Regions from separate parts of the Homo sapiens genome. Here regions 1 and 3 are each linked to region 2. A link is a contact called in ENCODE Hi-C or POLR2A ChIA-PET data. All regions are on one chromosome and are shown on one strand. The core of a region is the stretch at or near the end of the contact, and the rest is flanking DNA. Distances in the headings are between cores, read along the strand shown. Region 1 holds the start of DCAF8 (DDB1 and CUL4 associated factor 8). Region 2 has its middle 9.9 kb from the start of TRV-CAC1-1. Region 3 holds the start of UAP1-DT (UAP1 divergent transcript).

Region 1 (4,368 bases), core at 1,403-3,902, 1.1 Mb before region 2:
GGTTATGAACCCCCACCAAGGGTTTCATGTTCAGAAGACAACTCTAGGTGGGCACTTACAAAGGACACGTCTAAGCTGACCAATTAAAAATCAGTTGGGAAAATTAACCAGAAAAATGTGTTCTAAGGCAAAATGTAAAAGAAGCATAAATTAACGTATAACTTATTCAAAGCTGTATCAATGATGTGCAAAAAAAAAAAACCAAAAAACAACATTTTTTGAGTGTGTACCACGTGTTCTTAGATTACTAAGAGCTTTAAATAGATTCCCTATAATACTAACAATGACCCTGGGAGGTAAGTGGTATTATCACACTTTTAGAGTTGTGGAAATTAAGAGTCAGAGAAGTTTAAGTAACTTGCTCAAGGTCACATGGCTAAGAAATATTAGTCTAGTATTTAAACCTTAAAATTAAATTAAAAGTCTGTCCAATCTCTAAAGACTGTACTTTTCTCTTTATATCTTACTGATACACATATACACCATCACTAATAATTTTATTCCAGTCCATGATGAGCATTTTCTAATTCAGTCATCAGATGGAATAAAACTCACCAGTGTCACTCAATATTTTCCTACTACAAATCATAAAGATATTAGGAATTGGCCAGGCCTACCTTCCAGTCACTTAGCTTTTCTGTCACATGCCATGAGCCTCTAGTCTCTGCTACCAGAAACCTGAAAGCCTCACGAAAACTGCATTTATAAGTATGTTCTGACTCCCTTTTTGGCACCAACCCATGCTGCTGAATGCCCAGGATGTTTCTTCTGCTAACCAAGAATTCTTCAGACCAGCTACAAAAGAAAGAGCAGCCACTATTTTTTTTTTTTTTTTACAAAAAATTTCCCACTATATCCTAAAAAGTCGGAATTCTGAAATAGACTGGACTCAGACACCAACTAAAGGCAGCATCACTCATCACTCCCCAGCTTTTAGTCACAAGCAGCTAAATATTCTCCTCTAAATACCAAGGGATGACAACCCGAAGCTGTGAGAGGGGAAGAGACCTGATTTGACAACAGGATGAACAGAACTCAGGCAAACTAAGTTCCAGTTTTTAACAACGTAAAAAATATGATCGACACAAAGACAAAATACAAGGAAAATGAATAAAGAAGAAAAGAAGACATGGGGCAGGGGGCACACATTCACTTCTAGGCTTAAGTCATTTGGAGATACACAGCAATAGTTTAGGACAGAAAGACAAGAAGCCCACAGACAATTAAACTTGTAAAAGTAATTCAACCAGAGCTGGAACAAAGCCAAGAACAACACTCAAGCTCTTTGGGAAACTGGTAGGAATTTTATGACTTTAGTGGTCAGCAGTTGAGCATCAGCGCAGTCTGTCTTGAACTCAAGAATTTTAATGCCTCCAACTCCCACTCACCTTTCCTCCTTTTATCACTGAAGTAAGGCCAGGCTGAGCTCCTGAGAAAATAGGTCTGTAGATTCACTGAAGGACTGAGAAAAGTTAAAATTTACATGGCAAAGGTGTGTCTTCTACTGAACATAATAAAAATATTTATGAATACACTTTAGTATTTTTAGGCCTTCTCAAAACTACTTAAAAGCAGAATACTTTATCTAATTCTAATTACTGAACAAATAACCCACACACATATGGAAATAAAATGAACCAACATGAAGATTAGAAGCCAGGCAAGTAATCTCCCAGCTCCACTAAAACGTAAAGTCATTTAAAAGGATAACCTGAATCTTTTCAACGCTAAACCATAACCAAACAACCTCTCAACAAGAAGCCACAGAGCAGGGGGGGAAATCCCGGAGAGAATGTGATAGCGCTAGTGCCGGTTTGTTTACAGAGACTCCAGTAACAATCATGAGTCAGAAATTCAAGCCACCAGATGCTTTCCAACTAACAGGGACCAAATGGGACCGTTCTAAGATATCCTAAAAGATTTGGGAGTTAGAGGAGGTAAACTAAGATAATTATATTACAAAGGGTACAAGACCACAAGACAACAACCGACTCCGGAATTCTTGGACCTCCGCCTTCCGTACAAGGTGCTGGGCCTGGGAACTTGGGATGGGGGAGGGGGACACATTGCGCGGTGGCCCTGAGGTGACGGGGAGACGCAGGGCGAGCCGTGTCCCTCAATCTAAGGGGAGAAATAGGAGCGCACACATGGGTCACCCAACGAAGCAAGGCGTCCCTGTGAACTGTGCGGCTGGCTCTTGGGGGCAACACCAGGGCTGACCTGAGGAAAGGGCAACCAGTACTCCCAGCGATGACTTCGGGTCGGCGGAAGGAAAAGACCTGAGCGCTAAGAGCTTGGGATACGGGTCAGGCCCATCCTTAGGGGAAACCGGCTGGGAAGCGAGGGGGGGCGCAGGCCGAGCCGGAACGAGACACAGACCGGGTAGGTCAAGGGAGGGGGGGTGTCCGGCTGGGGCAGTTACAAGCACGGGAATCGGCGAGGCTCAGCAGCCCGCTTCCCGTCTTGGGTCATCCTTCTGCTAGCGGCTGCTCCGACTGTTCCAGGCCCAGCCGCCCCGTCCACTGCCACCACCAACGCCGCCGCCATCTTACACTGGCCAGCGGCCGCCACCACCACCGCCTCCGCTCTCTGCGCTTGCGCCTGCGCTGCCACGCTTTCCGGCCCCGTTTGCGACGATGTGCTCGAGAAGACTGAGGGAAGAGTGGTCGCGCGAGCTCACGGCTCGCAACCCTCCTCGAAGGACGCACAAGGGGCGGGGCTTAAGGCCAACGGAAAACAGAGCGAGAGGCGCCTGCGCATTACCGAAGAGGCAAAGTTGTTTTTGTAGTTTCTTCGGGCTTGCTTATCTTGTGATACTCTAAACAAATGCGAGTTAGGGGCTACCCAGAGTTGTGATAGAAATAAACTAAATTTCCAGCGGATTGGCAGGCCACTTCCTGGATGATGGCCAGTTTTGCCGTTTTTGAACACTGGAACGAGCAATGATTGCCACAAGGATTTCTTCTGAAAATCCCCGTTTCCTTTCAGGGCTTTGTTTCCTTAAGTGGTTTCTATACTATCGAGGCCCATTTTCCCCTGAGAGTCCCCATTTACGTATTTTTAAAGAAGGGGCTCAGTAGCTTGAGGTGTAGCTATTCCAGAAGCTCTTTTCTGAAGAGAGGTGGTGTGGGTAAAGGTTCCCAAGAGTGGGCCGGGTGATGTGGGGTGACTTTTGTACTCTGTTTCGTTATGACACCTACAGTAACCCTGCAGAGGATTACTCCCAGCTGCCAGGCTGGGGTATTTTTTTTTTTTTTCTTACCAGAAGCCCAGGGTGCAAAAATCTGACCCTTTCTCACCTCCCCTACCGCTACTCTCCTATTCCAAGTCATTACATATTACTTAAGACTACCGCAATAGAAACTTACCTCGTTTGTCTACTTCCATTATTGCCATTACAGTTAAACATAAGGCAGCCAGAGTGCTTTTTAAAAATGTAAGGTCTGGCCGGGCGCGGTGGCTCATGCCTGTAATCCTAGCACTTTGGGAGGCGGATGTGGGCGGATCACTTGAGGTCAGGAGTTCGAAACTCGTTTGAAACCAGGCCAACATGGTGAAACCCGTCTCTACGAAAAATACAAAAAAAAAAAAAAATTACCCGGCATGGTGGAGCGCGCCTGCAATCCCAGCTACTTGGGAGGCTGAGGCAGGAGAATTGCTTGAACCCGGAGGCGGAGGTTGCAGTGAGCTGAGATCGCACCACTGCACTCCAGGCTGGGCAATGGAATGAGACTCCGTCTCAAAAAAAAAGTAATGTCGTATTATTTCCCCAGTCCCCACCCTGCTCAAAACCTCCAATTCCCATCACATAATAAAAGTCAAAAGTATGATAGCCTTAGAGGCCATCAAAAAATGAATTGCCTCTAAGGAGGACCCTACATGATCTGATCTAGCACCTGCCTATTTATCTGATTCATCTCCTCCCACACTGCCTAGCTCTGCTCTAGCCTCACTAGCCTTACTGTCACTCCAGTCAAAGCATGTCCCAGCCCTAGGGTTTTTTTCCTTTTCTTGGAATGTCCATCTACTAGATATTTACTAGACTTGAGGTGTCTATTGAAATCCTACTTCCTAACACAGGCAGCTCTTGACTATTGTAACTAAAATGGAACCTCATGTCATCCTCCTCTATCCCCTTACTCTGCACTGTTTTTTTAATAACATTTTTTACCTATAACATTTAATCTAAAATTATGTTTGTGATCCAGCTATACTACTAGAATATAAATTCTTGAGGGCAAGGACTGTGTTTTTATCATCTTTGTAATCTCAACACCTAGAAGAGGGCTACAGCACAAAGTAGCTATTTAATGCCCCACCGTCCTATTCATTCTTTCATTCATTCAGTCAACAACTATTGAATTCCTG
Region 2 (4,348 bases), core at 882-3,381:
GTGCTGAGCAAGGTGCAGCTTTTTTCTGCTGGGCCTTTTGGAGTATCATCCTAACATGAACTTCTCAAGTCCGTGGTCTCATACCATTCTATTTGCCTCTAGTTGCCAAGTCCCTGCCCAGTGGGCTTCCTTGTCTTATTCCCAGACTTCTACAAAAGACATTTATTCTTGTCTATGTATCTTCCCTTAGAAGGAGATGGGAGTCAAATCTGTTCAAAATCCATTCCTCTCTCCATACCCCCAACTCCTGATAGGGCTGGGTGAAGTTCTCACCACCTACTCCTAAGGGTTTTTATTTATTTATTTATATTTATATTTATATTTTTTTTGAGACAGAGTGTCGCACCCAGGTTGGAGTACAGTGGTGTGATATCGGCTCACTGCCAGCTCCGCCTCCCCTCCCGGGTTCATGCCATTCTCCTGGCTCAGCCTCCCGAATAGCTGGGACTACAGGCGAACGCCACCATGCCTAGCTAATTTTTAATATTTTTAGTAGATACGGGGTTTCACCGTGTTAGCCGGGATGGTCTCGATCTCCTGACCTCGTGATCCGCCCGCCTCGGCTTCCCAAAGTGCTGGGATTACAGGCGTGAGCCACGGTGCCCGGCCTCCTAAGGGTTTTAAAATCCATTCCTGGCCGGGCGCGGTGCTCAGGCCTGTAATCCTAGCACTTTCAGAGGCCCAGGTGAGCGGATCATGAGGTCAGGAGTTCGAGACCAGCCTGACCAACATGGTGAAACCCGTCTCTACCAAAAATACAAAAATTAGCCGGGTGTGGTGGCGTGCGCCTGTAATCCCAGCTACTCTGGAAGCTGAGGCAGGAGAATCTCTTGAACCCGGGAGGGGAGGCGGAGGTTGCAGTGAGCCGAGATAGCACCACTGCACTCCAGCCTGGGCGACAGAGCCAGACTCCGTCTCAAAAATAAAATAAAAATAAATAAATAAAATCCTTTCCCTCAGGAGCAGGAGGCTTAGATTCCTTCCAGCACTGGCCTTGCCTTCAGGGTTTCACTGGTATATTTGGGGAGTGTTCTGCAAGGGGTGTAAAAGTGAGCAGCTGCATTTGTTCAAGGCAGCAGGAAGTACTGCTGGGACCCCAAACCCAGCCTCCTGCAGTTTCCTCACTGCCTCACCTTGTGGCCAGAAGAAGCTAGGCAATCCACCCCTTCCATGGTAGGGCCGGGGCTCATGTTCCTTTATTTGGTTCGAACCTCAGTTTACCTCTCCAAGGACTCCAAGATAAAAGCACATTCTTTGTAGGACTGGTTTCAAGTGATGCACCAGTGTAAAAAGGGATTTGCGGGCAATCAGTATAAATGATTTGGGTTTGGATTTAGCTCCGTCACTTAATATAAGGGGATCTTGGGCATGTCTCTACAATTTTATTTCTTCATCTGTAATATCTTGATAATGGTTACTTCATAAGATTATTAAAAGGATTAGATGACACTGTAAATTACTTAGCCTTACAGAAAGTAAATGTAAAGCAGGCCACGCACGGTGGTGGCTCACGCCTTAATTCCAGCACTTTGGGAGGCCGAGGCGGGTGGATCACCTGAGGTCGGGAGTTCCAGACCAGCCTGACCAACACGGAGAAACCCCCATCTCTACTAAAAATACAAAATTAGCTGGGCGTGGTGGCACATGCCTGAAATCCCAGCTACTCGGGAGGCTGAGCCAGGAGAATCGCTTGCACCTGGGAGGCGGAGGTTGCAGTGAGCGGAGATCGCGCCATTGCACTCCAGGCTGGGCAACAAGAGCCAAGAGCCAAACTCCGTCTCAAAAAAAAAAGTAAATGTAAAGCAAAAGTTAGTTACGATTAGAAAAATGCATATTAACAAATTAAAGACTCCGCAAGCTATTTAATTAAAGAGAATTGCTTAATTCTGTCGGACCCCAAATTTTCCTGCTTGACAAATTCACAGAACCCTTTCAAACGAAACACCAATAATTAGGATTAGGGTGGAGACGGAGGAGCTGGAGTGAACGGGACTTGGCTGGAACACGTCCACGCACGAGTATGAGGTGAGGTATGCAGGTCAATGGGAACGCCACTCCCCTCGGGAAGGACACGGCACAGTCTTTTCGTCCTCCTGGGGCTGAACCCGGGACGTCAACACGAGGCTAACGGGACAGCTGTTTCTCCGCTCCCTCGTCACAGCCCGCGCGTGCTCCGCTCCGCTTCCCTTCAACCGACGTATTGCCAGTACCGTCTCCGTCTTGTCCAGCCCCCGCTGTCGGGAACTGAGAGCACCCTTTCCCAGACTTCCGGTCTTGACTCATTGCTGACGGGAAAGCTCCGGACCTCTGCGAGCCGTGGGGCGGGGCGCGGCGAGAGGAGGGGCGGGGCTCACGAGTGACGAAGGGCAGAAGGGCGGGGCGGGACGAGAGGAGGGGAGGGGCGAGCGGAGGGGAGGGACGAGAGGAGGGGCGGGACGAGAGGGGGGCGGGACGAGAGGAGGGGCGGGGCTCACGAGTGACGCAGGGCAGAAGGGCGGGGCGCAAGAGAGACTGAGAGCACTACGCGGGTGAGAGGAGGGGCGGGGCGTGGGAGTGACGGGGCGTGGGAGTGACTGGGCGCGGAGAGGCCGGAGCCGGAGGCGAGGCGAGGCGTGAGAGTGAATGAGGGAGGAGGGCTGTGAGGGGCTGGAGCGCCCCTGGGTGTCCTTGAGATTGCGGGAAATTCGGGTCACTTTTTCCCCAGGCCTCAGGCCTGCCGCGTCGAATTTGGGGTCTTCGCTAGGCCTGCAAGGTTGGCCGACGTTCAGGATCGGTGCCCAGGAGATGGGCTGCCTTCTCTGGGGCTGGGCAAGGGACTCTGCCTGGCAGCGCGCCTGGACCGGGGCGGGAGCACAGGGCTGGATGCGGGGCACCTCGGCGTGATTCGCGGCGGCAAGTCTCTTTTGCATCCCTACCCTGAGTTCCCCCATTCTCTTTCCCCGAAGCAACCACTGTTAGGGTTTTTGCGTGCCCTTCCTAGATGATCTCCAGTCGTCCCTCGGTATCCGCAGGCAGATTAGCTCCAGGACAGCAAGCACCCCATACTAAAATCTGCGGATGCTGAAGTCCCTCCTATAAAATGGCATAGTATTTACCTACAACTACGCACATCCTCCCACACACTTTAAATCAGCTATGGATTACTTGTAATACCTAATACAATGTAGTTATACTGTGTTGTTTGTATTTGCATTATTTTTATTGTTATTTTTCCTAATATTTTGGGAACCCGCTCGTGTGGGAGGTTCCCATACATGTATATATATTAATATGCATAAATATATTTCCTCCATTTTCCCCTTACTCAAAAACCCCACACTACACACTACTCTTCACCCATCTTTTCAGTTAGCAGTAAGTCTTGAATCTGTCCAAGAGCAGGATGACATGCAAAATGAGTGATTTAAAACTCTTTCTACAGCTGGGCTTTAAAGTACTTCCAGCTTTTTACTACTGTTTTGGCAGAGGGCTCACCTATGGGAATTAAAAGATGAATTTCCAGCCTGGGCATATAATAAGACTTGTCACTACAAAATAAAATAAAATTAGCTGGGTGTGGTGGCAGTCGCCTGTGGTCGCAGCTACTCAGGAGGCTGAGGTGGGAGAATCCCTTGAGCCTGGAACGTCGAGGCTGCAGGTTCAAGTGATTCTCCTGCCTCAGCCTCCCTAGTAGCTGGGATTACAGTGTGCACCACTACGCCTGGCTAATTTTTGTATGTTTAGTAGAGACAGGGTTTCACCATGTTGGCCAGGCTGTTCTCAGACTCCTGACCTCAGGTGATCTGCCGGCCTCGGCCTCCCAAAGTGCTGGGATTACAGGCTTGAGCCACTGTGCCTGGCCCGAAGTGGGGAGTTTTTATGCAGCTGGAGAGTAAAGGAGGGGGAGTTTCAGAGACCTGAGGGGAAAAGTCTATGTTTCTTCAGTCTCCGATAATGCCTTGAACAACCAGACTTCTGGGCATCAGCAATTGGACATAACATCCTTAAAGTAATTCATCCGAATCTTCTGCTTTTTTTTTTTTTTTTTTTTGAGACAGGGTCTCACTCTATTGCCCAGGCTGGACTGCAGTGACATGATCTCAGCTCACTGTAACCTCCGTCTCCCAGGTTCAAGCGATTCTGCCACCTCAGCCTCCTGAATAACTGGGACTACAGGCACGTATCACCCAGCTAATTTTTGTTTTTTGTTTTTTTTTGGTAGAGATGATGTTTCACTATGTTGGCCAAGGTTGTCTCGAACTCATGACCTCAAGTAATCTGCCTGCCTCCGCCTCCCGAAGTGCTGGGATTACAGGCATGAGCCACTATGCCTGTTCCTTCTGCAATTTTTTTTTCAAGACCCTGAAGT
Region 3 (4,409 bases), core at 1,372-3,871, 1.2 Mb after region 2:
CTTGCTACCTTACTGATATGGTTTGTCTCTGTGTCCCCACCCAAATCTCACCTTGAATTGTAATAATCTTCATGTGTCAAGGGCCAGACCAGGTGGAGATAATTGAATCACTGGCGTGGTTTCTGCCATAGTGTTCTCGTGATAGTGAGTTCTCATTAGATCTGTTTTTTTTTTTTTTTTTTTGAGACAGTCTCGCTCTGTCATCCAGGCTGGAGTGCAGTGGTGAAATCTAGGCTCACTGCAACCTCCGCCTCCCAGGTTTAAGCGATTCTCCTGCCTCAACCTCCTAAGTAGCTGGGACTACAGGTGCGTGCCACCACACCCAGCTAATTTTTGTATTTTTAATAGAGACAGGGTTTCACTATGTTGGCCAGGCTGATCTCAAACTCTTGACCTCGTGATTTGCCCGCCTCAGCCTCCAAAGTGCTGGGATTACAGGCGTGAGCCACCGCGCCTGGCAGATATGATGGTTTTGTAAGGGGCTTCCCCCTTTGCTCAGCACTCATTCTCTCTCCTGCTGCCCTGTGAAGAGGTGCCTTCCACCAGGATAGTAAGTTGCCTGAGGCCTCTGCAGCCATGCAGAACTGTGAGTCAATTAAACCTCTTTTCTTTATAAATTACCCAGTCTTGGGTATCTCTTGATAGCAGTGTGAAAACGGACTAATACACTAACCAAAATTTTTCTGTGGTTTGTTAGTCTTATTGTTGACTCTCAAGGGCTTTCCAGGTATTCTCTCTTGTCATTTGCAAGTCGAAGTAGTTTTATGACTTTTTAAAATTCTTAAAAAATAATTTTTTAATTCTTATATATTTTTTCTAATTTATAAGCCTCTTAGGATTTCTGTTGTCTAACTTCATTAGCTGATACCTTTGGTGTAATGTCAAAAAATCATAGGTAGTGTGAACATCGTTGCCTTGTTTTCTTCAATCAGCTCTTAAAAGACCATGTATATAAAAAGTATTTCGAAGGACAGAAATAACTCTAGTGTTAGACATTTCTGGACATTTAGCTGGCAAGATGAGATTATGGCCCCTCTTATGCCTAGTAACCAGAATAACAAACAAATGAAACTTCAGCAAAAAAGGGTAAAAGTACAAATGTGATTTTATAGTAGTTCATTAAAAACATTGAGCTGGACCTCAGTTCTATCTTTTTTCTTTAAAGGATTGCTAACTAATAATTTTGCTCTTTACTCAGTCATTCATCTATGACTTATAGAATGCCTATAATATTCCAGACATTATCTTAGGTTCTTTCTCATTTTTTACTATACCCATGTGAAATAGGTATTAGCTTCATTTCATAAAAGGACATTGGAGTTTGGAGTGGTTAAATGACTTACCCAAAGTCACACAGTTAGTAAGCGTAGACTGATTTTGAATCTGGGTCTCCTAGTTTGAATTAATAAGTGCTCAATAATAAATAATAACTAAAGGTTATTTAGTGTTTACTGTTTTACATACTTCATTTATATCGATTGGTTTAATACAACCACCAAATGGCATTTTCATCTTTATTGTCTGTTTTTTATAGATGAGAAAACTGATAGCACAAGTAGCTTGCCAAAGATCACAAGCAATAAAGCTGAAATTGTCTTCAGATCCCATGATTAAGAAACCAATCACTACACTATAAACCAATCACTACACTATTCTTCTTTCAAAGAAACGAAGGAAGTTCTAGGATCATGAGAGATGGAGAGTATTCAATCTCCTGAATGTAAATCTACCAGCATTACTTACCAAGTTTAAGTTTTTCTGTTGTTACTTGAGGCAGTGGGTGATTATGCAATTGGTAAAGGGAATGAAAAGGCCTTTGCACCCAAGAAAGTAGAAGAAAGGCGCCTGAATCTCTTTATGATAGGTGGTATGTTAAATCTAGGTATTTTCGTATTTCAACATATTCCACTTCTTGCAAAAGCTGCAAAATGCAACACAACTTTAAATGTAAACATAGCTTCCAAGGGCACAGTGCTGAACATATAATAACCTGTGTGTGCACACCCACACTAGGTTATGTAACAGGACTGTAAACACTGGTCCTGGAATGGCCTGGGAGGTCATCTAGGTCCTCCACCATCTTTCTGCAGAGTACTGAGGCCTAGCGACGTTAAGTCTGCAAACTCACAAAGATGACCCCGGGCTTATACTACCTTAGGTTACCTACTACCTTTGCTTGCATTTCCTCTCTCCTTTCCTGTCTGTTTGTGCAAAAGAAAAAAGGCCTGGCTTCGCCTTCTTGGGAGCCAAAACACAACCAAACAGAGAGCGAGTTTGGAGCCCGGCCAGGCATCTTGTGAACTGCACACAAAATAACTAGCCCAAGGTCAGAGAGCGCGCCAGGCCCGCCCTGAAAGTTTCTCCGCAGGAAAATCCACCGCCCTTTCCCAACCACCCGCGTGGGTGGCTCGGAAATCCGCCACCCTGGGGACACAGCTCCCTGCCCATCTCTGTGGCCCGCTTGTGCCCCGTGCCGCTGGGCCGACTAAGAGCCTCGGGCTCGCACCTCCCAGTACAACCTAGGGACGTCAGGGGTCCTGGGACCCACGAGCCGCTCTCTGCCGGCCGGCTCCTGGCCCCTCCTAGCAGACCCAACCGACATCCTTCACCCTCAGTTAGTGCGCAGGAGGGACCGGGACGCCAGCCGACTGCGCTCCAGAACTATTCCCATTGGGCCAGAGAATGAGTGACGCACTAGGCCCCGCCCCGGCCCGGTGGGTTACTCCTTTCATGCCCGGCCCCCATCCCTAGCCCCGCCCCGGCGCCCCGGGCCGCGGCCGCCTCCGCGTCCGCGTCGTCGTCTGTGCTCCCGGCGCTGACGTGTCTGGGCGGTCGGCTTCCACTCCTTCAGGCGTCGGCAGCCACTAGTCGTGGCGAGAGGGGCGGGGTGGCCGGGGCTGGCGCTCCACTTGGCCCCCGCTCCCGGCCCGCCCCGCCGCCGCGGCCCCCCGGATGAGGGTATATATTCGGAGCGAGCGCGGGACGCCGATGAGTGGCCGCGCGGAAGGAGCTGGAGACGGTCGTAGCTGCGGTCGCGCCGAGAAAGGTGAGGGGCTCCCAGCCCAGCGAGGAGACGGCGGGGCTCGGGACCCGGGCGGGCGGAGGGCCTGGCCCCACCGCACACACGGCCACGCGCTCAGACGTGGACACGCGTCGCACGAACGTGCACAGCGCGGGCAGCCGAGCACACGCCGAGGAGCCTCCCGCTCGCCCGCAGACACACACCCCAGCCCGTGCGCCCCGCAGTCGCACCCCATCCTCCGCCACCCCGCGAGAGGGTGTGTGGGCTGGGCAGCCGGGTGGATGGCGGGGCCAGGGATGGAATGAGCGCGCCCCAGATGGACTGGGGGCGTTGTGGGAGGAGGTCTGGGCCAGTGTCTGAGTCCGAGGGGGTCGTGTAGGCGTGTGGGGTTGGGAGTGGGGCCTCTCCCGGGTGGGCAGTAGAGACCTCGAGGCTCTCAGGCTAGGGCCTTGTGGACAGTTATACCAAGTGTGGGGGCCTGTAGTGGGACAGGAGATCGTTGGCACTGTCAGGTGGAAGCGAGTTGGTGTGTCTTGAATATATGAGGAAAAGATTTGAGAGGTCTGACAAAGACAGGGGATACATTTGGAGGACAGGACAGTGGGACAAAACCTGTTTGCTTGCCACTTTTTTCTTTCTTTTTTTTGGTTTGGTTTGCCATGATACTGGTAGTGAGAGAGAATTGAAATTTCTGGGTTTCCCCTCTCTTGGCCAAGCAGAAGGATGGTATTGGAGGGCTGAGCACACGTATGCTGAACATATGGCTGCTTGAACTTTGGCCTGTCGCTGTGCTACACTTACTTCTACATGGTTTATGAAATCTGAAATCAGGTAATAGGATTATGATCATATGTGTGTGTCATTTGGTATTGCAAAAGTTTAAGGACTTTTAGGTGAAATTCACTGGGTGTGGATCCAAGAGTTCGCCGGAAACTCAAGGCAGTTGTCTATTCCTTCACGGTTAGTCAGTTGGCTCACTTAGCTGGAGCAAAGAAAGACTTCATAGGCTGTGCTGCCAAGCATTTATAGGATTCAGTTGGTGGTTATGTCTCAACTCTGATACTGTTTTTCAAAAGCTTTAAGAGGTTTACTTATTCATTTCGAGGGCATACGTATACCAGCAGAGATAGGGGCTGGGTGGGGGAAGCCAGAAAAGGAGGGAGAAATACTGGATTTCTTTAATACTGGTATTTAAATTCTAATAAAAATATATTTGATAATGGTAGATTATTACCAAATTTTTCATATATTTTGATGCAGATGGATTAGGCTGTGGGCATGTACCAAGTTTTGTCATAATTTCTCGAGCAGATTTTCAACTTTTTCAGATTTCGGTTGTCAAAATAAAAATCCATATCTTTTAACTCTTCTGTTAATTGCTGCTTAC

Evidence for each region. Hi-C counts contacts between places; a loop is a spot of excess contacts on that map. ChIA-PET counts read pairs that join two places held with the same protein, here RNA polymerase II (POLR2A). Pooled maps may share reads with other maps.
Region 1: a loop to region 2 is called in a pooled map, with 9 times the contacts of the local background. The contact joins the promoter of DCAF8 here to the enhancer-like site in region 2. A Hi-C loop is called at or near these places in 10 of 50 pooled maps. POLR2A ChIA-PET finds 5 or more read pairs at or near these places in 4 of 52 experiments (CD4-positive, alpha-beta memory T cell, GM12878, activated CD4-positive, alpha-beta T cell and 1 more).
Region 3: a pooled map shows a loop between it and region 2 (16-fold over the local background). The contact joins the promoter of UAP1-DT here to the enhancer-like site in region 2. A Hi-C loop is called at or near these places in 1 of 168 maps with a recorded cell type or tissue (naive thymus-derived CD4-positive, alpha-beta T cell) and 12 of 50 pooled maps. POLR2A ChIA-PET finds 5 or more read pairs at or near these places in 1 of 52 experiments (activated CD4-positive, alpha-beta T cell).

Annotation. Positions count from the first base shown.
Region 1 is chr1:160,259,897-160,264,264 of GRCh38, forward strand. DCAF8 (DDB1 and CUL4 associated factor 8) reads right to left here and starts at 2,653. Exons shown (of 14, transcript NM_015726.4): 1 at 2,553-2,653; 2 at 1,389-1,462. It overlaps DCAF8-DT (DCAF8 divergent transcript), which reads left to right and starts at 1,853. Exons shown (of 2, transcript NR_147618.1): 1 at 1,853-2,026; 2 at 2,505-2,882. RefSeq lists enhancers at 1,588-2,536, 1,708-1,837, 2,468-2,737.
Region 2 is chr1:161,387,705-161,392,052 of GRCh38, forward strand. No RefSeq gene overlaps it. Among named protein-coding and RNA genes, the nearest start is that of TRV-CAC1-1, 9.9 kb to the right of the region's middle. RefSeq lists an enhancer at 1,978-2,177 and a silencer at 2,358-2,577. Within about 2 kb of position 2,132, at least 34 of the 41 ENCODE cell types and tissues checked have a DNase peak (open chromatin) inside an H3K27ac peak, as active enhancers do; they include GM12878, where a contact is called at or near this core.
Region 3 is chr1:162,558,732-162,563,140 of GRCh38, forward strand. UAP1-DT (UAP1 divergent transcript) reads right to left here and starts at 2,622. Exons shown (of 3, transcript XR_426859.4): 1 at 2,507-2,622; 2 at 1,744-1,921. UAP1 (UDP-N-acetylglucosamine pyrophosphorylase 1) reads left to right here and starts at 2,991. Exons shown (of 11, transcript NM_001324116.5): 1 at 2,991-3,046. RefSeq lists a silencer at 2,580-3,479.